Regions from separate parts of the Homo sapiens genome. Here regions 2, 3, 4, 5 and 6 are each linked to region 1. The links are chromatin loops, found by intact Hi-C in ENCODE. Cell type or tissue: Caco-2. All regions are shown on one strand. Region 1 has its middle 47 kb from the start of LINC00844. Region 2 has its middle 49 kb from the start of CCEPR. Region 3 overlaps BICC1 (BicC family RNA binding protein 1). Region 4 holds the start of LOC105378318 (a long non-coding RNA gene). Region 5 holds the start of PHYHIPL (phytanoyl-CoA 2-hydroxylase interacting protein like). Region 6 has its middle 74 kb from the start of LINC00844.

What was found. A loop is a pair of places that touch in the nucleus more often than their neighbours do. Peaks named below come from ENCODE experiments on the same cell type or tissue, not always from the same donor. Only the 100,000 strongest peaks of a DNase experiment are listed, where the experiment ranks them.
Region 2: it touches region 1 in a loop (8-fold over the local background); 5 of 110 quality-filtered maps call a loop at or near these places.
Region 3: it touches region 1 in a loop (6-fold over the local background); 3 of 110 quality-filtered maps call a loop at or near these places.
Region 4: a loop joins it to region 1, with 18 times the contacts of the local background. A loop is called at or near these places in 22 of 110 quality-filtered maps.
Region 5: a loop joins it to region 1, with 5 times the contacts of the local background. A loop is called at or near these places in 71 of 110 quality-filtered maps.
Region 6: it touches region 1 in a loop (2.5-fold over the local background); 7 of 110 quality-filtered maps call a loop at or near these places.

What each region holds. Positions count from the first base shown.
Region 1 is chr10:58,950,598-58,954,597 of GRCh38, reverse strand. No RefSeq gene overlaps it. Among named protein-coding and RNA genes, the nearest start is that of LINC00844, 47 kb to the left of the region's middle. In Caco-2, a CTCF peak has its summit at 1,748 (motif pointing left); DNase peaks (open chromatin) are centred at 222 and 1,747.
Region 2 is chr10:59,125,457-59,129,456 of GRCh38, reverse strand. No RefSeq gene overlaps it. Among named protein-coding and RNA genes, the nearest start is that of CCEPR, 49 kb to the left of the region's middle. In Caco-2, no CTCF peak of the experiment used is centred here; a DNase peak (open chromatin) is centred at 2,306.
Region 3 is chr10:58,806,123-58,810,122 of GRCh38, reverse strand. BICC1 (BicC family RNA binding protein 1) reads right to left here. Exons shown (of 21, transcript NM_001080512.3): 16 at 3,500-3,539; 17 at 2,965-3,119. Among named protein-coding and RNA genes, the nearest start is that of LINC00844, 190 kb to the left of the region's middle. RefSeq lists an enhancer at 2,042-3,241. In Caco-2, no CTCF peak of the experiment used is centred here; a DNase peak (open chromatin) is centred at 2,302.
Region 4 is chr10:59,578,381-59,582,380 of GRCh38, reverse strand. It overlaps LOC105378318 (a long non-coding RNA gene), which reads right to left and starts at 3,800. Exons shown (of 3, transcript XR_945990.3): 1 at 3,305-3,800. In Caco-2, a CTCF peak has its summit at 1,953; no DNase peak of the experiment used is centred here.
Region 5 is chr10:59,174,817-59,178,816 of GRCh38, reverse strand. It overlaps PHYHIPL (phytanoyl-CoA 2-hydroxylase interacting protein like), which reads right to left and starts at 2,174. Exons shown (of 5, transcript NM_032439.4): 1 at 1,858-2,174. The coding sequence starts at 1,963. CCEPR (cervical carcinoma expressed PCNA regulatory lncRNA) reads left to right here and starts at 2,353. Exons shown (of 1, transcript NR_131782.1): 1 at 2,353-4,000. In Caco-2, a CTCF peak has its summit at 1,689; DNase peaks (open chromatin) are centred at 1,276, 1,596, 2,146, 2,326 and 1 weaker place; H3K4me3 peaks cover 4,000 bases.
Region 6 is chr10:59,071,286-59,075,285 of GRCh38, reverse strand. No RefSeq gene overlaps it. Among named protein-coding and RNA genes, the nearest start is that of LINC00844, 74 kb to the right of the region's middle. In Caco-2, no CTCF peak of the experiment used is centred here; a DNase peak (open chromatin) is centred at 1,655.

The DNA of each region.
Region 1 (4,000 bases):
CCTCTTAATGTGCATGTTTGAGCCCACTCACCAAACTCCTGAAATCTTATTGAGAAGCTGCCGCTCACCAGTTTCAGATTTTTTCTATCTGTTGGGAAACTGCCCTTACCTGGTGCCGGTTCTGACAAATTATTTTATAGAGAGAGCTAACAGTTGCCTCACCATCACCTGATGGTCACCTGACATTCCATTCCTCATGTGTGTATGTGGGGAAGGCTGAACCCTCTCCTGCCCTGCTTATGCCTGACTAGCTACCTACTGAAACATCTTAAAGACCCTCATTCCAGAGGGTCCTGCCCCATACCTGGGAAGAAGGAATGCTGCACAGAGAGGCCAAGAAGAATCTGAACAGACAGGCCTTGCTGGGTTCTCCACCTGAGTCTATTACCATTAGATCATACCCTTTTGTTTAATCACATTTCTACATGGCTGTCTATTCTTCAATAAACCTAAGCATAGAAACAGTTTTCTCTGGGTCTTTGAGTCTTCATTTCTGAAGCCTCCTATAATGTAAAACTTTGATTAAATACATTTATTATTATTTTCTCTTGTTAATCTGACTTTTGTTATAGGAGTGTCAGCCGTGACCTTTATGATGGGTGAGGAAAGGCATCACACCTTTTTTCTCCTACAACTTCCCAGTCAAAATGAGCCTATTCTCTCTTTTACTGTCATACCAGGCTTCTTTTTTTTTTTTTTTTAACTCTGTCACCAGGCTGGAGTGCAATGGCGAGATCTTGGTTCACTGCAACCTCTGTCTCCTGAGCTCAAGGGATTCTCCTGCCTCAGCCTCCTGAGTAGCTGGGACTACAGGTGTGCACCACCATGCCCAGCTAATTTTTGTATTTTTAGTAGAGATGGGGTTTCACCATGTTGGCCAGCATAACAGGCTTCTTTACTCACCAAGATGCCTGCTAACAAATCTGATAAAAATCACCCTTATCAACAACATCATGGAGAAATCAAGAATTCTATGAAATCAGCGTTCTCCTTTGCATGGTCGATAGCCCCCATGAGATCTGGTTTCCTCATCTCATACTACTCCCTGCCTGGTTCAATGCCATAGTCATTCCAGCTTCTTTTAGCTCCTGCACTGATCTTTTCCCTCTCTCTCCCTATGCAGCTTCACACCTACTGTTTCTTCTGCCTGAACTTCTCTCCTCAACTAATTTCCTGTCTGCTAAGCCAGCCCTCACTCATTCTCATACATCCAGTACTTCACAGGGAAGTTATCCCTGTCACTCCTCCTCTAGCATCCATGTTACATTGTCTAGTATGTACTTCTCAGTAGACTTGCACCACAGTGACAACTACTTGTTCAGTGGCTGTCTCATTCCTCTGGGGGATGAGATTCCTGAGTGCAGGGACTGTCTCTTTTGTTTATCTCTGTATCCCCAGCACTGAGCCCAAGACCTGGAACACACTGAACATCAGACAAATCGTTGTTGAATGAATTAATCAGAGTTAGTGAGAGAGGAAATGCATGGTTTGCCCCAATGGAGATATATTGCCTTTCCAAGCACAGTTTAAAAGATGGTCATTGGGCAAGTATGGAGTCCTCATTAAGGTTAATAGAAACAGAGAACTTTGCCTAGGATTACATGAGCCTGCTGGTTAAGAACAACACTTTTTTTTTTCATTCTTTTGGTTTTTTTAATGATCATTAAATTGTACCTACCTTCACAATGTGACCAGTATCATACTGTGGTATCAATTTCAGACTATAATGCGAGTCTGCCATCTACTGGTGCTACGGGGTAGTACTATGAAACCTCTGACAAGCATTTTCATTTTCTCTGGAATCTTCTGGGTTCCAGAAGCTAGGAGGGGCATAGATTCCAACATGCCCAACCATTTCATTTTACCCAAAGGGAAACCATTTCCCACAGAGTATAAATGACCACCCTGGGCCATACAGCTAATCGGTGGAAGGTCTGAACTCTAACCTAGGCCTCCTGACAAAATCAGCCTCTTGGTTCTTATTCTTCATCGTAATTCTGGATACTAACTGAAGTACATCTGGTCAACAGTGTTGACCTTGACTTTTTCCAAAAGGAAATGGAACAATTGAGACTTGTTCAAGTTTACACGCCAGGAATCTCTTACCCCCTTGTATAAAGCTCATCACATCCCAGAAAGCATATCTGCTTTCTGTCCAAGGATTTCCTGGATCTGAAAACAGCTGTACAGGATTGTGTGGGAAAGACTAGATTTACAAAACTTGGAATTTCGCACCAGAAACTTAGGCAAAGATGTGGTGCAAGACGTGCACTGCCTGCCATTAAATTGTATGCCATCAGCAAGATCCTGAGGGATTCGAAACACACCAGATGTTTGTGTTCCGAAAAGCCATGATCTTTAATGGAAAAACTGACAAACCATAATGGAAAGAGCTAGGAACTGCCATCCTAATAAGAATTGACAGGATCAGTGTAGAGCCTTCCAGAAAGGCCTCCTCTGTTAATCTGGCAGAATTGGCTACAGAAGCACTAGGTTTTCCAATAGGTACATTTTTAAAAAAATTTTTTTTAGCTACCCCAAGGGACTAGATTTAACCATAGTCATCTTTTTATTGTGTGGTTTGCATGGAAACACGCCTGTTAACATTCCTGAGATCAACGCAGAGTCAAAACAAACCAAACATCCCAGTACCTGCCAGAAGAGTTTCATCTTTCCCTAACAATTCTTGGAACAGAGCACTTTAGGGACTGAACTTCTAAAACAAAGGAAAGAAAGAAGATGTGGCTGCCGGGAAGTTCTCACTGGGTACTTCAAAAAAATTTCCCTGGAACTCTTTGGCTCGGAGTGTATCTTTAAAATTTTTCTTTACTCAAAACAGTACCGCCAGCTAATGAACAGGTCCAGGCTGGTCATTTGCTTCCATAATTTGGAAAAGTAACACCTTTACTTCATATCTCTGGGACCATTGTTGTCCAGCGATCTGACAAAGGAAAATACTGTCGGGTCCCAGGGGGTTTCCGATCAATCGGGGTACTATTTTAGTACCTTCAGGGTTGTAATAAAAACATGTTTCCTCTTGAACAAAAATAAGAACTAGCTAATAGAAATATTAATATTTATTCAATTAAACCCTTCTCATGATCATCTCCCTTCAAGTCTCAACCTCTAGGAGACTGATGCTCACCATTGCCCACAGACATGATCTGGAATGTCATTGGTTTACACCTGAATCCCTGTGTACCCTTTCCATCTCAACACAGTCCCCATGGACAATGGCACCATCTGGACGTCAAAATTACAGAGGACTGCATCAAGGTACCAGAGACCTTTGCTCCTCAGTGACAGAAAAAATGAGAATGTTCATGTTTACTCAGAATGTTAGTGTGTGGTTTAAATGAGGACTGGGAGGTCCAAATGAAACATCCAAGGCCAGACCAAGGTTCTTGTGATTTGGACATTACTACTGCCCTCTTTTCTCTCTTAGGGAAGAACTCAGAGTTCTTGGAAAATCTGGACTCTAATTTGTGCTCTATCTGTCCCCTGATGGCTCAGAGACACTGCTCAATGCAAGTGACAATTCTCTCATTGCAAAACCCATGAGAGATGTAACAGTCCCCTCCACCATCCCTTCTCAATTTCACATCAAGGAGATGCAGGTGACTGGAGCCCATGGTTTCCCCTCACTACGCCCCTCATCACTCCACATCTGCCAATATATTTCCTTTTATTTCCACCTACTTCTACTATTAGCTGCTGCACTTACTCTGAATTCATTTTCATCTCTTCCCTGACTCATCCTGTTATTTCTTAGTCATCAGTCAAGATCAAACAGTCCAAAATAGCCTGGTAGATTTGACTTGAGACACAGCTCAATAGTTATTGACTGGCCTTTATCCCCTTGCCTGGCCCTACAAGTAGGGTATGATGGTAGTGGGATTTTCATGCTGAAAATAGCATAAACACTACAGTTTAGGGAATTTTCACATTTACCCCAAAATTCTGTCTTGCTTAGAGCCTGACTTAATTTAGGTTTAGTTTA
Region 2 (4,000 bases), 170 kb before region 1:
AAAATAAAAAAAATTGTAGGACAGCAGCTTCAACCCAAGGGTCTGCTTTCTAGAGAGCTAAGTCTGAGTCATAAACACTCTTATTTTCTCATTTTGTTTGTTCCCTTAGCCATCTTATCTAATTCTTTTGTTTCAACTACCATCTATGTACATACGTGTTCCCCAATCTGTATCTCTAACTCAAACCTTTCTTCTGTGTTCCAGATACAACTATTTAAATGTCTTATGTGTATTTCTATTTGGATTTCTGACAGCTGCCTCAAACTTCTCTAAAATTGAACTAAACACTGTCTTCCATCATCCAGTTGCCTAAACCACTTATCTGGGAATCATTTCTAGCAAGTCCCTCTCCCTCACCCTTTGATTCTATTTATCACCAATGCTTACCAATTCTCTTTCCTGAAATTCTCCCCAGTTCATCCATTTCTCCTCGTTCTTACTGCCACACTCAAGCTCAGGTCACCAATATGTCTTCATCAGATTCTTGCAACATCTTCCTACAGGGCTCCTGGCCACATGCCTTATCTTGTTCAAATCCCTACTCCATTCTAGAGCCAGATTATGTTTCCAAAAATCACAAATTTTATCTTCTTACAACCCTGCTGAAAGGCCTTCAATAGCTTTAAGATAAAGTCCAAACTTCTTAGTGTGACTTCCGAAACTCCTAATGCCCTCTACTGCTTATCTCCTGACTCTGAACTCTTGATTCTACTCTATCACCTTTTACCTTGCCATGTTGAATGGCTTTTGCACTCTCTTTTACTCGCTGTTGTTTGTTAAGACATGCTTATGTCTCTTAATATTCAAAAGGATCATTTTTCCTTTTTAAATTTTACTCCTCTCTAATTTTACTCATTATTTTCATCTCAACCTGAATTACATTTACTCATGAATTAGAGCTTGAGATTCAGGATACAATGCAATTTTGAGTAGTTTCAATCTCTAAATTGGGGGTTACAATATAGATGGTTCAGGCTGCAGAGTTGGAAGAGTTATCGAAACGTATTATGAAGATGAAAGGGATGATGGCTGGCAGAGGGGAAAACTGAGCTACTTGCTGAAGGCATTTAAGCACAGTCCTTGGGATGAGTACACAACAAAGTGAGGATCCTGCTTTGATAAGGGATTGTCATTACGGATTACCATGGAAGAGGTTACTCCCTGGGCTGCCAAGTCAGTGACTACTATAGCAACTACATTTAAATAAGCCTGACTGTGATCCTTGGTATAATGGTCTACCTCCAACAGAACTTCAGCTACATCCAGAGGGAGCTCAACAGCTATAGTTGGAATCCCAGGCAGTTCCAGTGGCACAAAACATTAGAATTATGAAGGTAGACAGAGACTACTGTTATTTCATACTCTAGAAAAAATAGATACTTCCATATACAGGACTGATTATAGGACCAATATTTAATAGAGGTTAAGTTGGTAGAAATGAGTCTATTTTGTTGATTAATAAATTCTGTGGACCTATCATAATTCAGACTTCTAATTTAATTTGCCTATGTAGATAGAGTCTTTTACATTTTTATACCTCAGGCCCAACATTTGTAGGCCAGTAAATAAATTCTACTTAGAAGACTCAAACAACAAAGCAAAAAACCAAAAAAATGATCTTTCCATTTATTAAAAATAAGAACCCCTTGAAAGATCTCTATCTGCCTGCACACACCAAATGGTAGTTTTCAGCTGTGCCAGCAACACATGACAAGTGGAATTGATTGTTTGATTCCTAAGTATCTCAAAATACCTGGCACAACAAAGTCCTGACATTGGTTTCATATTTAAATTATATTTTGGCTGTTTAACCAAAAAGTCATCTATTTGCTTATTTATTCATTAAACAAGTATATATTAAACACAGGGTACCATCTCTGCTCTGATGGAGCTTATAATCTATAAACAACTGATGGGTATTAAAATATTGGTTCATTAATTACAGTGTCTCTTAGTGGTAAAATGAGAAATATCCATAAGTTCTTTTGACCCTGTGGGTTCAAGGCTAGAATTATTCAAAAATAATACTAAACTGGGGTAAAGCTTTTTTCCCTTAAGTTTTCATGTGTAAGTTCATTGCCCTAATAGACTCATCTGTGAGTTAGTTAAAGATATTTATCTAAGTTCCATGCATGAGTTCTTTTGGACAGAAGAATTGACTCACCTACGAAGGATGTGTGACAATATCCAGAGAGCTGTTTTCCTACTTCTTGGCTCAGGTACCTGACAATGGATGAGCTACAAAGCACAATGTGTTAGGTAACTGATTTAGCAACTTCTTCCACATCTGAAACCTGAGAGGCAGTTTGTCCTCACCTGACAGACAAGCACACTTCTAAATGGCTTTTCTGACGTCCTATCATGAGTCAACAACAGCATAAAGACTAGAATCTGTGTGTGACCAAAGTGCCACGCTTTTATCTTAACTTCTCTCAGGCCATCCTTCCTCTTGAAGAATATTATCTCTTATGTCCAGAAAGAATAGATAAAAATAATTGATTCCAAAGTGCTGTTCTGATACTACATCCCCAGAAACAGACCTATAATGAAGCAAATGGAAAATGTATTCTTATTGTGGTGATTATTCATTGATCAATGGGGCCATCAATTTAGAGTTGGACTTAAATGGCTTTAAATAAATAATTTACAGTGCGTATTGGGACAGAGGTGGTCAAAGAAAACAGATGGTATGAAATTAGTTAGAACAAGACAAATTGAAAACTCACTGGTATCTGGGGGAAAAGAAAGGTAACTCAAGCGAGACGTCAGTGTGAACTGGGGAGTTCAGTTAACAGTGCTGCCAAAGCTCAAAGTAAAGAAACGTGCTGTCAAGGCTGACAAATGGAGAAAAGAATTCTCAGAGTAGGAAGGGATAATTAGAGAACCTCTTTGGGAGCCTTCAGAGGCCACAGAGAGAAAAATGGCCCCTTCAATCCTGAGAAGCCTGTCTAGCTGAACGAAGGGGAAGTGCTCCTGGCTAGAAGCCTGAGGTTGAGATTAGGGGAGAGTCAGAGGGAGGAAGAGACACAAAGAGAGACCAGGGACTGGGAGGCCTGTGCTTGGGAGTCTTTCAAGGCTCACTAAGAAGTAAGTGGGAGGGAAAGGTTCACAGTTGCAAAGAGCTGAGGAGAAACTAGAGAAGGCCAAAGGAACAGAGGCTTTTGGAACTCGTGGGGGAGGATAACTTGTAGGGGACAATTTCTTTCAGTAGGGTCTTAAGTCTATGGCTATAATTTCACCTCAAGTTTCTGGCACTTGCATAAACCACTGAAGTGTCTCAGCTTTATAGAAACATTTGGTGGGACTGATGCCCCATAACTCAGTTTCCCCTAATTTATCTGTATGTAACACATGTTTCTTTAGTGAAGGGACTGTTGAATTTTCAGACAGCACAGAAAAATAACACTTTTCACTACAAAAATAATACTTTTTAAACAGCTGTCAAAAATCCATTATTAGAAAATCAATTCTAGACCTGATTTCCAACAACAGATTAGAGATACTCAGCAAGTGACTTTCAGAACACTGTGGAGTATGTTTTCTTATTTTTAGACCAGGCATTCTTCCAAAATCTTTGTTGGAGCTGCTTTTTCCTATCCATAGGCAATATCTAGTTGAGAGTCTTCCAACATTACTGCACTCCCAGAAGAAAATATTTCTTATGTCCTTAGTATAAAACCTAATACCCTTTTTCTAAGAGTTTTAAGTGGTTGATTTGCATTTTCCAAGTGATTAATGATGTTCAGCATCTTTTTGTGTGCTTACTTGCCAGCCATACCACTACACAGTCATTACAGAATGCTAAGTTAAAAAAAAAATCAAAGAATCCAAAACTGGCACTACCAAGTTCTGGCAAAGATGGGGAACCCTGAGGGCTTTCAAAGATTGCTGTGGGGAGGTATAATGGCAAAACTCTGGAAAATAGTTTGTCAGTTTTTTATGACATTAAACCTACACTTACTATATGACCCAGAAATCCCACTCCTAATTATTTACCCAG
Region 3 (4,000 bases), 140 kb after region 1:
GGTTACATCCCTTTACAGCAGAGTTTCCTGTGGGACACATGCATCACAATTATACTAGGTTCTTGCTGAAAACACAAATAGATACCTGGTCCTCACTCCCTACCTTTTGAGTGAGATCCTAGGAGAAGAGTCTGGATTATTAAGCTCTCCGAGTGATTCTTATGTTCATAAAACTATGGCAACATGGCTCTAGATCAGTTACATACCACCCTTTGCTATGGACTCTCTTGGGTTAAATCATTAGGAAGAGGAGTATAAGTAACCTTGAGTAAGACACTTAGCCATTCTGGGCCCCTCTTTCCTTACTAGGAGTTTGTGGGGATTGAATAAAATTGTGGGTGAACTAAATGAATATGATTTAAGATAATTACTACTATTACCTTAAATTCTTATGTGTTCACATAATACCCTAAGATATTCCTTTGAATATAAAAAAGCATAACTAGCTTGAGTGTGCAGAAATATTTCCACCAGTGAGCATTCATAAACATAATCTCATCTTTCAGCAAGCCCTTGGTTTTCTTCAGGATAAAGTAAGTCCTCCACTGGAAATAATAATAGCCACTCAATATCAGTAAGAACTGGCCAGGCGTGGTAGCTCACTCCTGTAATCCCAGCACTTTGGGAGGCTGAGGCAGGTGGATTGCTTGAGCCCAGCAGTTTGAGACCAGCCTTGGCGACATGGTGAAACCACGACTCTACCAAAAATACAAAGACTAGCCAGTCTCATAACCTGGTCTCAAAATAAATAAGTATATAGATTAAAATTTAAAAATGAAAAAAATGTAAAAAACTTAAAAGAACCTCACACCTGTAATCCCAACACTGGGACACCGAGGCGGGCAGATCACTTGAGGTCAGGAGTTTGAGACCAGCCTGGCCAACATGGTGAAACCCTGTGTCTACTAAAAAAGAAAAAAAAAAATACAAAACTTAGCTGAGCGTTGTGGCGCATGCCTGTAATCCCATCTACTTGGGAGGCTGAGGCAAGAGAAATGCTTGAACCTGGGAGGCACAGGTTGCAGTGAGGCGAGATCCTGCCATTGCACTCCAGCCTGTGTGACAGAGTGAGACTCTTAATAAAGTAAAATTTTTTAAAATATCACTAGGCCAGGCATGGCGGCTCACACCTGTAATCCTAGCACTTTGGGAGGTCGAGGTGGGCAGATCACCTGAGGTCAGGAGCTCAAGACCAGCCTGGTCAACATGGTGAAACTCTGTCTCTACTCAAATACAAAAATTAGCTGGGCATGATGGTGGGTGTCTGTAATCCCAGCTACTCGGGAGGCTGAGATGGGAGAATTGCCTGAACCCAGGAGATGGTGGTTGCCGTGAGCCGAGATCGTGCCACTGCACTGCAGCTTAGGGGGGTTGAGTGAGACTCCACGTCAAAAAAAAAAAAAAATTTTTTTTAAATATCACTAAGAACTGACAACACATCATGCTAATCACTGGATGCCCTCTCCAATGCCCTTCTCAGCACAACCTGAATGAGACACAGCTCAGATGAGTGAAGTCCCTCACCAAAGCTATACATCTGGTCAGAGGTGGTTATCAGAACCCTGAACTTGACCACTCCATTACCGAAATGAACATCATTTTCAACTTGTCCTACTGTTGGTCTTAGAAAGCAGAACTGAATGAGCATTTCTAAAGCAAATACTTCATCTTTGAAACTATAGGAACACAGTCAACAATCTGGCACACTTCACTCCGTCAAAAGCAAGGATGGGCTGAAAGGAATAGCCATACCGTACATCAGGTGAAACTCTAAGAATGAGCACAGCAGTTTTATGGTCTCTGTTAACAAAAGGAGATGTTTATTTTCTCTCTGTGTTATAATGGAAGAAAGAAGAGTGTACCTCCTAGAGCCTCAACATTTTTCATAATGGTTCCTACATTCTGCTGCTGAAGGTAACTTCAATCTTTAAAACACAGCCTGCCATGTTGCTACTATAACTCCCAAAATGAAATTCACAGGAGACTCTTTTAGTATTTCAATAGTATTTTCTTTTTCACTTACTCAAAAGAGACAAAAAAAAAAAAAGCAGCATGTTTGCTTTTGTGTTTCATCAATAGCCTAATTTATTACAAAGCAAATGGGTGGAGAAAAGGTCAATCTACAAATGCTAGTTATTAGACTAACAATTATGAAACCCTTAACCAGTGTTTGTTTTTTGGCCTACAGTGCTCTCTCTGGTTGAACACTGTGACTCCTGGATTAATCATTTTCATCCATGTTTGGGTGTGTACAGTCTCCCAGCATTGTGTATGTGTGCACGCTCTCTCTAGACCCACCCCGACTCCCAAAGGCTTAGAGCCAAAATCTGATACTTTGAAATGGAAAAGGCCTGCTTGGTGAATCGCGTGTAGCCTGGCTGTGGAGTATGGAACTCTCCATCCCTTCCATATGGTAGGAATGCCAGCTTCCCAGTCTCACCCTGAGCAGGGCAGCCAACATCTGGGAAACATAAAAATTTTGGAGCACTTGTTTCAGATACTTCTTGCTGTGTTCTTGGCACATCTGAGCACACTGAATTTTTAACTCATATCTGAAAACCTATTTTTGTTGAATATTTGCCTTTTCCCCCATCGTGACCTTGCTAGTGAAACCCTTGGATAATAGGACTCTTTAGACATTTTTATGAAATATTACATCTCCCTTTTGCTTAATCTCAGCCCTACGCTTATCATTTATGACACATCCCACACTCAACAAAAACTCACATCCAAATTTACATCTCTTTAAGAGCTGACCAACAACTTTGAGAGAATACAGATAAAAGATCATAATACACAAGAGTGCATCAGTTTTATAACAGTGTGTTTACAAGAATAGAAATAAAAACAAGTCACCACTAATCATTTTCCCTTAGGTACATAAAGAATGAGGGTGGGGGAAGGACTGTCCTCTTTTGCTGAAAGAACAGACAGGAAGAATGAGTAGGACATGACTCTACAAACCTCATAAGTGGTTGTCATTGTGGGCTTATAGGACACATGATTGGCCCTTCTCAACTCCTTGATAGTTTCAGCTGGCATGGATTTAGAAAAACCCAGGCCACTCCAGGTATTTGTGGGCGTTCTGACCTCCGTCACCACTGGTTTCTTTAACATAGCTTTGGAAACAAAATAAAACCAATGCTTGGTATGTTTAATGCATTTCTTCAATAAAATACTGATGATAAGTGTCGTTTCTTTGATATATGTGAAGAAATTATCACTGAATGTTATTTCTTAACACAAAATGTCTAAAAATATCTTAATGAAATATTTTATCCAAGTAATGATAAATGAAAAAATGCTAAATGATTTCTTAATTGGTCTAATGCTAAACCATTCAACAAAATATATTCAACAGAATGTATGCAACTTGAACCCAAATATTCTAGGTTTCTTTTTCTGAGTTTTCAAGTTCTCGATTCACCATGAGTACTCAAAAAACATTTATGAGTGTACTAAAATATAGTCAAGTGTAAGTTATTAGTGTATTACATACCTTTGGTGGCTAATAGCTTCTTCTGTTCATAGTCAAATGCCTGAAAATGAAACAGAAAATACCTTTATTGACAGTCTCTCCAAATGTCATGCCAACACTCCATGGTTAGAGAACAAAGGTTTTGACTGTGTTCCATGAATCTGCCTGAGACATACACCAAGCTTTGCACAATAATGCCACAGAAATCCAAGGTATGTCTGTAAGTTTAAACATGTTTCCAACACTAATTAATTAGTAATAATAAATCACCACTTCTGACTTTAAGGTTGACTTTAAGAGTTAGAATTTTTCCTTAAAAAAAGAAAAAAAAATCTTATTTACCATAAATACCTAGCACACCAGAGCCAATGTCTGCTAGAATATAGTGAACAGCCTAATAATAATAATGTGGGTTTTGAAAGTATACATTTCCAAAATGCTGTCATGTATCTATTGGCCCCCTTAGGGTCTCAAAAATCCCCTCTTCATTTAGGTAAGCGTGGCCTGAAGTGGTATGATGTC
Region 4 (4,000 bases), 630 kb before region 1:
AACAAAAATCCTAAGCTTGTCACTCAAGTCTCTCTGGGATCTGCCCCCATAGGTCACCATTCTCTCTGCCGTCTTCCCTGCACTGCCCTGTACTGCTGCCAGCTCACAGACAGTCCTGCTATTCCCTTGTCATCTCTGCCTATTCTCAGCCTTCTACTCGGAAAGTCTACATCTCTGAGGACAGAAATTCTCTGAGTCCTTCTACAGTCCCACCCCCGCACTTTCCCAATCACAATTCTGACTCCAGATTTTTATTGCATTTTGTATTTTTTCCTACCCCATGGCACTTAAAATATATGACCCTGTTTCCCAGTGTTTGGAGTACATGTTCTACTTCTGCTATTAGACTCTAAGCTCCCAGAGCCTGCTCACACTTTTTCCTGTATCCTTGAAATATACATTTACCTTCTCCCCTTGCCCTCACCATACCTAATTAACTCTTACTCATCTTTACATCAGCATTCAAAAGGGGCTTTTCCTGAGAAGTCTTCTGGATTCCTCAGCCTAAGTTAGGTGCTCACATAGCTCCTTATTCACTTTTTGTCACAGCACCATATATTTATATAATTATTTTGTAAAGGTCTACCTCCCGCTCTGGACCAGCTGGGCAATGTGAAATGTACAGACTCCCAAGCCCTGGAGATTCAACACTGGGTCTGAGATATGGCCTGGGGGACTGGGAGTTTCTAGATGTAGCAAGGACCCAGGCAATTCTCATCATCAAGAACACTTGGGAGACATTGTCCCAGCTCCCCAGAGATTCATATGTCACTGGTCTGGGGCAGAGACTTGGCAGAGTGTTGGAAGAGACAATATTTTCCAATCTAGTTTCTGGTTTTGTTTCATGTATTTTGTAGAAAACTTTGTCCTTTTAAAAATAATATGTTACATTTTTGATCAAGACTGATGAAGATATTTAACTTCTGGATGAGGAGAGTGCATAGCAACAATCTATTCTCATTGAGGGCCTTAGTCACACCTATTTTAACCTGTATGCCTTTTGTATTTCTGCAAATAATACTGGTTGACATCCTCTTCATTGATAGTCTATTATGGCTGAGGTTCTCCACCCCTGCCCCCCATATTGTGGACTCAAGAGGCCTTAAGGTAACAAATAAAGACAGCATCTTTCACCAGAAGGATTTTTGGGGAGTTCATTGGCCATAGAGTGTTTCCCAAGAGATGGGCACAAAGCCATAGGCTGAGCTAAACCTGATGCAGAGAACAAGAGAGAGCCTTCTAGAGTGATGTTACAAGTTTATTTAATTACTTTCTAAGTCTCCTCCACAATTTCCATCCCCCTCTTAACACACTCAGGTAAGTGAACACATTTGGGTAACCAAAGAAGGAGATGGAAAAGCCCCCGAGTTGGGCTTGCAGCCTTCAATATTTGTCTTAGTAACCCCTAATCCCATCTTCTCTTTCAGAGCACTTGCCTTTCTCTGCTCTTCAATATCTACTCATAAACACTGAACCCAGAGATGAGTTTCAAAGCTTTGAGAAGCCAAATTACTATATATATATAGAGTATATATTATATATATATTATATATATATTTAATTTCCACTTAGGTAAGATTATTGAGAGTTTTCTCAGAATTTGCTTTTTTTTTTTTCAGAAAAAGCTTCAGATTATATTTACCTTAAGATTATTAACCTTATCTGCATACCCATAAACACTGATAATTAGAAATTTATGTATACAATTAACTTGTGGGACATTCACCTGAAAGTAAATAGTCCCTCATGAATCACCACTATCTTCACTATCTTCTATATCAAAACTTATTACCGATAAAGAAATCAACACATTTGTTTCTTCCAAGCATCTTTAAAACTCAACAGCTTTGTCCAGCTGATGGTGTTTTTCTTCCATCAGAACCTGTAGCTCCCACCTCTGCAGGGACTTGAAGTACTGTTTAGATTTTATTCCACTTGGGGTCAGTATTGTGCTCCTGATTGCTGCTGTCTTCTTGTTTTTATAACTTACAAATATTAATTTGGGAATCTCAGTGGAAATATCCATCCAGTGAAAACATGGGAAGATGCAAAGGTGATCCAGCTCTGGCTGCTGTCACTCCCACCCCTGTCTTGATGGCTAGCTACATTCACTTTGTAGCAAACTAGGGAGCCAATTCATTATCACTCCCTTGTTTCCGTGTCTTCTTTTAATGCCATCTGAATGTTTTCATCCTCTTAAATGCTGTTGAGACATGACTTGCCATGACAGCTTAGCATCTACACAATTGTGACAAAGGCTTAGCCAAAAGGGGGCCTGGACGCAATATTTTAGCTCCAGCTGTTTCTCCTTATTGCTATTAGCAAAAAATTAGTGTTTTTCTTTAAAGGAGAAAGGTTACAATTAATTACTTGAGGAAGAAAAAAAAACACAAACAGTGGTCTCATTCTTGGCTGCACACTGAAATTATCTAGGGATAATAAGTAAAATACTGATGCTCCGGCCATAACCTAGACCCGAGATGGGAATTTCCGAGAAGGAGAGGGTGAGGGGTGGGGTGGTCTCAGGTATAAGCATTTTTTAAAGATCCCTAGTAATGTGGTTAGGTTGAGAACCAATGTCCTAACAAAATTTGGAGGGCTGAAGCTGACTATAAACACAGAAGAATTCCAGAGCTAAGGCAGGCCAAAAACAAAAAGCCAGAAATCAAATTGGATTCTGTTTTCTTCTGTTGATTATCAGTGTGACTTTGGAGAAGTCATATCACTACCTTGGGTTCTTCTGTAAATGGCATAAGGGCCAAAGAGAATGGAATGTGACAATCATTTGAAAACAGATTCTTATTATTATGGTCATTTTTATAACCATATTATTCAGTTTATTGTATTTATGGAGCTTAACCAGTGTCCTCTTCCTTTTTTCTGTGCTTGACTTCTTCAGTGTTTCCTGGGCTTCATGCTGATGTAATGGAAACAGAATTTCCTAGATGGGTTGTGGGCAGGAATTTACATTTTAGCAGACAAACTGTAGGACTTCCAGTTCTAGACAAATGAACTTAATGCATTTCTCCCTAGCCTTCCTATAAAATGCAGGTAAAAACCCAGACATTATACATAAAACAAACATAAAAAGTCTCTGAAAGGTGGAGAGAAGAAGGTAGATTGGTTAGGGACTAATCACTAACTATAGCTAAACTCCTGGACATCATGTATGCAATATTCTTTTTAAAATTTTGACAACAAATAATCTACTCCAACAAAATACCAGGGAAGAATCCATGTCATACCTTTACCTTGTAGAAAAGGCTGAGAAGCATAGGTTGAAAACCTAGACTTCCATCCTCACCTGGAGGTGATGAGGTGCTCTTTTCCATCCATGCTGAGGTGGTCTCCCAGGAAGTCAAGTAGGCAGCCTGGATTTCTACCTCCGCCCTGTGGCGATGAGCTGCCCTTCCTTGAATGCCTTCCTTCAGTTTAGTGGAGACTATCCAGGGAGCATGAACTTCTAACCCTCATCTGCTGGTAATGAATAGCTCCCCGCTCCCTGCCATGGTGGTACCAATGGAGGCTGCTGGGGAGTCTGGACTTCCACTTCCTTCCAGTGATAAAGAGTTAGTGCCCGGCTTCCACCACCAGTCCAGTTTCAGCACAGGCCAGCTAAAACAAAAAATTTACATAAGATCTAGAGCCTCATAATGTAACACCCCAAATGTTCAGAATAGGATAAAAAACCACCCATCATACCAAGAGCCAGGAAACTCTCAACTGGAATGAGAGAAGGAAATCAACAGATGACACTACTGAGACAACACAGATGTTGGAATAATCTGATAAGTATTTTAAAGAAGATGTCTTAAAAATGTTTTAATGAGCATTTGTAAACATCTCTGAAACAAATGGAAACAAACTGTTCAGGCGATGTTTGTGCCCATCATGGAACATGTGAAGATCACCATTTCGGGAAGTTCAGGTATTTTTTTAAGAGAGGAGGCAGCTGGTCAACTAGGTTTTTGTTTTTTAAACTCTAATCATTTCTTTGAGG
Region 5 (4,000 bases), 220 kb before region 1:
ATAATACCAGAATAAAATAGCTACTCCTCTAGGGGATCACAGTAAATACAGCATTATTTTTTGCACTCTCTTAACTCTGTGAACTTCATTAAAAAGTTTAAATTTTCCCTAATATCTTTGAAACACGTGGTAAATGCGGTTTTAAGTATTGAGATTACTGGGTTCTGAAGAGCAACAATGAATGCCTAATTCCATTGAGTACAAGAATGAGCTTTTGCTTTATCATTGCAATAAATAAAAATGAAGTCTACTTTTATTAGTCTTGTGTTTCTCTCAACCCTAAGAAAATAAAAATATTTACAACTTGCAATGGTTACATTACAAAAAGTCATTTCATAAAAGTCTAAACTAAAATCCAAATGACTTCCTATGCGTTATTAAAAATAATCTTTACAGTCTATAATCATGCAAGCTTACATATGGAATACCAAAATGATAAATGTTTTTAGATACCATAAATATGTGCACTTACTACCATGGTGACTAAAACAGTCTAAGAATAAAGGAAATACAAGCTGTCTTTGCAAACGTATTTATTTATTCATATACTACACCTGTATCAGAAATTAAAGTGGTTTTGGTTTCAAAAAGTTTGAATTCTGGTTTCAAAATTATTAAATATAAATTTATATTAATAAATATAAAATTTAGTAATAAACAAATTCGGTGCTTGCTTGATATAAACGTGCTGAATAGCAATGCGTAACCAAGTGATTACCATTTAAATGACTTTGGAAACAAGACCTCTGCTCCCTATTTGGATTAGGCTGATAAATTTTATGACCTTACTGTGAGCGTATTAGTATCTGTACATAACTTTGGTTAAAGACATGTTTTACAATCATTACCTCTATATACAGTTAAACATTAATTTCATTTACAGTCAAAAGTATTTGGGGCCCTCTTAACAACATGTGAACTGTGTTTCCTTTGTCAGATGTAGAATTTTACAATTATTCGGCCAACCAATTACTAATCAAATGATTTCTTTACAAATGAAGTTTTGTACCACATTACTAAAGTAGCAGACTCTAACTAGTCCAGCTAACCCAGAAGCACTGTAACTAACCACACCGCACACAGCACTAGCTTATGTCTTCAACGCTCAGACCTGTATTCAATCAATTTCCTTCCACAGGAGCCTGCCAACTTCAACAACAGAATAAACGATATAATATCAACACGCAATGGTACGTACTCGCCACAAAGTCTGAATCACAGCACATATATTAGGCCAATATTTTCGACAGTCTGACTCAGAGCCCAGGAACCATGAAGATTGTGTCTGTCCTTGGTGCTGAAATGCACTGTTTTTCTGCGCCCTCACTGAAAAACTGTCATCCTAATCCCAATCCAAGAGGCTAAAAAGACTTGTTAATTTGGGGAGTCTGAGGATGGGAGGTTTAAAAAAGAAAATGATAAGTTTCTGGAAGAGAATGCCAACTAGTGTGTGTGTGTTGGGGGAAGGGGGTTGCTAGAAACATCCCGAGGGCATTTCCCCTTCAGTGCCCAGAGACCCAGGAAATCCGGACTGCGGCAAAGATCGGAAACGCCTCGTCGGGGCAGGAGCCGCGAGCGGGAACGTCGCCCTCGTCCGGGCCAGGCGGGCGAAGGCGGCGAAGGGCGCCACGGTTGTGGACGGCTACTTTCCGCGCCAAGGCGCGAGCCCCGGGGTCCTTTTGTTTCTGGGGTGAGGGGAGGGCGGTGGGCGGAGGGTAACCCACATCTGCATTTATTTGCACAGAGGGGACAACAAAAGACCCTGCCGCCCTGGCGAGCGGCGTCGGCGGAGCCAGAGTGGCCCCGGCGCCTCGGCGCGAACTCTGTCCCTTTCCTCGCGGTCCCGGCCGCTCTTACCGTCCCGGTCGCACAGCTGAATGGCCTCCAGGCTGAGGTTTTTGATCACCTCCTCACAGGGGCTGGTGGGGCTGTTGAGGGCATGATCCAGGCGCGGCACCTCCATTTTTCCAACCCACTCTGAAGCCCGCCTGCTTCGTATCCAGGCTCTCTCTGCCGGCCGGGTGGGCAAGAAGAGCGGGAAAGGGAGGGGGAGTGGCAGAGGGAGGGAAGGAGGCCTGGGACGCGGTGATGCGGCGCCGAGGCTGAGGCGCGGGGCTGGAGAGCCGCCGCGAAGGCGACGGCTGTGGCAGGAGCTCCGCGGAGTGTGCGGCTCTGAGAGACCGAGCAGGACCCGGCGCGAGGATGGGAGGCGCGCGCTCCCGGCGGGGAGGGGACGCTGCTCTCGGGGAACGTGATGTATAGGGCTTCGACGCGCGCACGCGCGCGGGAGAACGCGCCCACCTGCTGGCGCGCGGTGGTCCCTCCCCCGCCCTTCTGCGCGCACGCGCCCCCACCTGCCCTCCAGCCACTGCCAAGGCAACCTCGCGCGTGAGGCGTCGGGCGACCGAGCGCGCGGGAAGGGCGAGCGCTATACGCCGCGCGGCTGCCTCGCCCTCTCTCCTGGTGATAGCCATTTGGCGTCTTCTGTCTGCTCTCGGTGCCTGGCGAAGCCCGAGTTGGCCCTGAGGCGTCTGCACGGGGAGGCGAGGGCGAGCATGTTTGTTGTTTACCAAGAATTGGAAAAATAAGGGCCCGGACTCTTCGGACTCTCTGTACGGTATTGGGGTGTGGGAGCCACCTCCTCCCCTGAAGGTCCCAGGATACTCGCTGCCCGCACCCTGCGGGCTCGGCCGGACATTCCTCGGAAACAGCTGCGTCTGTGTGAGAAATGAGCGGATTACCTGAGGCGTGGAGGGGTTTAGAGACAGCATTTTGCCAGTCCACGACACTGAAGCGGGGCAAACGTGGGAACTCCTTACTGCCAGAAAGGTGAGGGAATGAGGAGATGCAGCAAGCCTGCTGAAAAGGCGGCAGACATGCTGCGGGGCCAGCAGCCACGGGACCAGCAGCCACGCAGTCTGCCTTCGCAGCGTAGCTTCATTCATTCATGCGCGTAGCAAATAAGTATTCAATGCTCACCCTATGCCATTGTTCTGGGCGTCAATGAAGGGAGTATAAACAGCACCTGCTCCCATGGATTTGGAAGGAATCTTTGCTACAATAGCTAATGAAGATTGACTTGTGCTTCCTCAAGCTACTCTATAACTTGTATGCCCATTGATTTTAATTGCATTTAAGATTCTGCAGTGCACTTAGTGGATGTGCAAACGTTTTAAACATAAAATAGAGGTCACAGCCTATTGACCTCTGTTCCCGTTTGCTTCTTTGGAAAAGTTTTTAGTTTTGTTGCTATCTTGGGATCAAAAATAGTGTCCCCTCTTTTCTTAATGTGCTTATAAATTAATATAAGTTCCCTTTTATTGATTTTCCATTTCAAACATAAATGTTAACCAACAAGTAACAGTTTACACATAGATGTCTGTATGCTGCTCTTTCTAGTCACATCCATTTAGCTATAACATGATGAAGTCTAATTAATTGAAGCTTCAATAAATGGAAGGACCAGCTTAAAGTAAAATAAGCCTGTGAAAAATCTTGGCACAATTGAAATTTCATAAATATCTGTGAAAGATAATTAGGCATCTTAAAGTGAAAAGTCTTCATTATGAACTTATTAATGAAGATGGATGTTTTTGAAGTTTGAAAGAATTCTTGTCTTAAGGTAGGGGTGTCCCCAAGGAGAGGGTAAATTATTACCTGTCAAAGGATATGACAAGAAAGTACTTACTGGTGAATTTTCTGTGTTCGAAAGCCTGGCTCTGTAGAACTAGAAATTGGTATTGTAAGCCCAACAGTGGGTTCATTTTTTAGAGTAGTCTCAAATTTATAAATCTCAAAAAAAAGGAACTGTGTAAACTAGAATAACAATTTACTGATTTTCAAGTAAGAAATACGACATGCATTTAATTCAAACTCATGCAAATATTTATGAAGCACCTATGTCCAGGACACTGTGCTATGTGTTGAAAATTTGGAGTTCAAATTTATCAAGAAAGATATATATTGAAAAAGTAAAAGTAGGATGGGTGTTAAGAAAGAG
Region 6 (4,000 bases), 120 kb before region 1:
GAGAATTGACTGTATATATTAATATTAGATTGGATTTTAGTTAATGTTATGGATGAAAAAATAGGTTCCAAGGTATACAGGGAATGTCCAGGGTGGGGGTGAACCTCCACTTTACAATTTGATGTTCAAGTGACATTTGAGCAAAGATGTAAAAAAGGTGAGGGAAGAATCCATGAGTCTCTCTTGGGGGGAAAGTATAGTAAACAGAGAAAAGAGCAAGTACAAGGCCGTAAGGCAGGAACATGTTTGGGGATGAGAACGGAAGGAGATTAGAGGAGTTGGCATGGGGCAAGCAAAGGGGAAAGTAGTAAAAGCTGATATCAAAGCCTGAACAAGGAGCAAAAGATTCTGTAAAGACTGTGACTTTTCTTTGAATGTAGTGGAAAGCTACTGAAGAGTTTCAAGTAGGGAAAGTGACATAAACTAACTTAACGTTTTAACAGTATTTTCTGTGTTGAGCATAGACTAAAACGGAACCAGAGTAGTAGAAGGTAACCCATTTAGGAGGCTTAACAATAATCCAGGGGAGAGATGATGGTGGCTTAGTCCTGGGTGGTCACTTCGATAGCAGCGGAGGTGGTGAGGAATGATTAAATTCAGGATATAATTTGAAGGTAGAGCCAACAGGATTTGCTGCTGAGGAAATGTGAAATATAAAAGATACAGAAGAAGCAAAAATGATGCCAAGGATTTTGGCCTATGCAACTGAAAAAATGGAATTGTTATTTGATAAGTCAGGCAAGCTTGGAAAAGTACAGGTTTATGGGTGGTATAATCAGGAGTTCTGTGTTGCACATTTGAGATATCCAAGAGATGCTCAAGAAGAGACACAGACTAGACAAATTCAGTAGTAGTTCAAATTTCAGAGGACAGGTCTGGACTGAAGCATCATCGTTCCATTGATGGCTTTATAGCCATAATCCTGGATATCCAAGGATATAATATATTCAGGATATAATCCTAAGTATATATCCTGGAGACAGATATCCATATATTGATATGGCAGCCAGAAGAAAGAAGAGGCTCTAGTTCTGACCTTGGAAGTGCTACAACATGATGGAAGATGAAGAAAAAACAGCTAAGAAAACTGAGAAGGAGCAGTAGATGAAGTAGAAGACAAAAACAGGAAAGTAAGATTGCCCTAGAAGCTCAGGGAAGAAAGTGTTTCAAGGAGGAGGAAGTGATCAACTGTATCAAATTCTGCAGTGGAGTCAAGAAATATGAAAAGAGAACTGAGCTTTGGATTTAGCAACACAAAGATTAGTGGTGATCTTGACAAAGCAGCCTAAGGATGAAAACTTAATTGTAGTGTATTCAAGAGAGAACAAGAGGAGATAAATTTGAGGGTCAGGAAAGAGGTTTTCATTAATGCTGGGAAAAATTACAGCATACTTGTTGTCACAAGGCAATTTTCCATGAGTCTCTTGCATTTCTGCATGTCTTATGATAAAAGACATTGATTTTGCTTTGGTCCTAGAATTCCTTTTCAAGGATATTTGTACAGTGAACAACTTTGAAGACAGAGAGGGCCTCTCTCTCCAGATCAAAAGGCCGTCATGTTTACTGACCAGGTTAATAAATAATTCAGGTTCCCCAAGTTCAGGGTTCCTCTCTCACAATGCAGCTCACTATGTGTGTAAGTACCACCTGGCCCTTTTTGCATCACCCTGTGGGAATTGGGGCTCAGGTAACCAGCACAATAAAATGCTGATCCTCTGGCTACTCTTGTTGCTGTCAGCAATTAAGTCCTTTGTCAATGACCCAAGAGGCTTATGGCTTTTCCCAGCAACCATGAAACTGTGGCAGGCTAACTTGTGGCCTGCAAGTAGGGTGAAACCTCAGACCCTTCGCAGTTCTTGACACTTGTACATTAGTAAGAACAATCCAGCAGAGAAGAAACAAACTATTGATGTAGGAGACAGGGGGAAGGATTCCTGGGACAATGCCTTGAGTGGTAAGAGGGGCTGGAATCTATTGCTCAGGTATAGGATCTCAGACATTTCTTCAATAGTAATAGAAAAGAAGGTAGAGTAAATGGGAACAGATGCTGACAGGTGGATAAGTATGGTATTGGGAGCGTGGGAACATTCTCCTGCCATTGCCTTTGTTTCTTCAGTGAAATAAGAAGCATTGTCATTAGCTGAGCAAGAGGTTGGGAAGGAAGTGCTGGAGGTTAGAAAGAGAGGAAAAGGTACAGAATTGTCATCTATGCATGTGGAGAGAATGAACTAGACAGAAGCAGCTGGACTGATGAACATTATTACTGTCCTAATTCTCACTAAGAGTGAGAACTCTTAGCAGTATGTACTCACACTTGCCCATTATGACAATCATTATAAACAAATGATGGTGACTTTTTCCTTCTTGGCATTAATAAACCGCTGTGGTCAACAAGTCTGTATTATCACAGGTACATGGGATGCACAGTCAAGTCATGTGGATCCAATTCACCAATTACACACCAGCACTTTTGCCCAGATGTTCTGGGGGCTTATGTCTCTGTGCAAATAAAGCTTTAGATTCACATTTTTGTAACAAGTGGCTATTCTGTTTGCATTATGAAATTTTAATTGCATTATTAGAGAATGGCTGTTCAATTTGTGTCTTTTATTGGTGATGCTCTGTTTTCTAGCTTACTAGACATTTACTTTATTTCCAGCTAATTACTCTAGCTTAGATTTTAATGTCCTAATTAACTATCCTGATTAACTTTATGACAAGAGCTGCAGCATAACAATCAATTTGTACAAAAATGTAATATAAATAGTATAGCCCTTTCACCTGCAGAGAGACGAGGAAGGCAAAGCTGGTGGCATTCATTTAGGCGTGGTCCCACTGAACAAATTTCCTTTAAAGCCCAGGCACATGGACAAGTCCTCAGTGTCTTGGTGAGACATCCTCACCAAGGCAGCTGTCTTGGCTGGGCAACTTCTTCTCAATCAAAACATTCAAGCCCCAGACACTTTTTGAAAACTAGCCAAGCATGCCAAGAGGAAACATAGTGAGGCCTGTATTTCTCAAATAGTCTTTATTCAGTCAGGACTCTCTGATATCCTATTTGTTATGATGATTTAATTAGTCAACCAACAAGCACTTCTCCGCACCTCCCATGTGTTCACATTGTTTTGTATATTAGTCAAGATAGGTTAGGCTCTGCCATGGTCATAAGTAACCCCCTAAAGCATAGTTGCTAAGACAGTAAAGGTTTACTTTTCAGTCATGTGAGTCCTATGCAGGTCAGGACACTGTCCCTCATCTTGTGCTATTCAGTCTGGGATATGGGGACCCCAAGGTTACCATGGCATGGGGAAAAAAAACCCAGAGTGTTAACAGGATGGATTTGGCTAATATCACTTTTATACATAGCATATTGAGCAGATTCCAATACATGACCCTAACCCTAAGTGCCAGGAAAGCTGAAGAATGTGAAGGAGCATATGCATGGTTGGGGAACCCCTATGGTTTCTATTACATTGTGCCAGGCACTGAGAATGGACACGAGGGAGAAGAAGGCTGAGTCCTTGCCCCTGAGAAGATTTTAACCTATTAGGGTGCAGAAGGGAAAGCAACTGACATTCGCCAAGTACTTCTCTTTGTCAGGTACCTTACTAGAGATATTATAATATTTTAGTTCATTTTATAACACTGTGTTTATCATTCATCCACTAGTTATTGAACAACTACTATTTCCTAGGGACTGAGAAGTGCACTAGATTTCAAAGTTGTCTAAGACTCAATACAACCTTTCAAGAGAAAAAAAGAAGATAAGCAAAACTGTCAAGCCAATACAATATAGTGTGATAAGTACCACAGTAGGAATATATGGGTTTCCTAGAGCTGCTCTAAAAAAGTATCACAAATGAGGTGATTTAAAACAACAGAGATATTTATTATCTCACAGTTTTGAAAGTTAGCAGTCAGAAATCAAGGTGTCGGCAGGGCCATGTTTCCCTCTGAGACTCTGGGTGGAATCTTTCTGTGCCTCTTCCTAGCTTCTAGT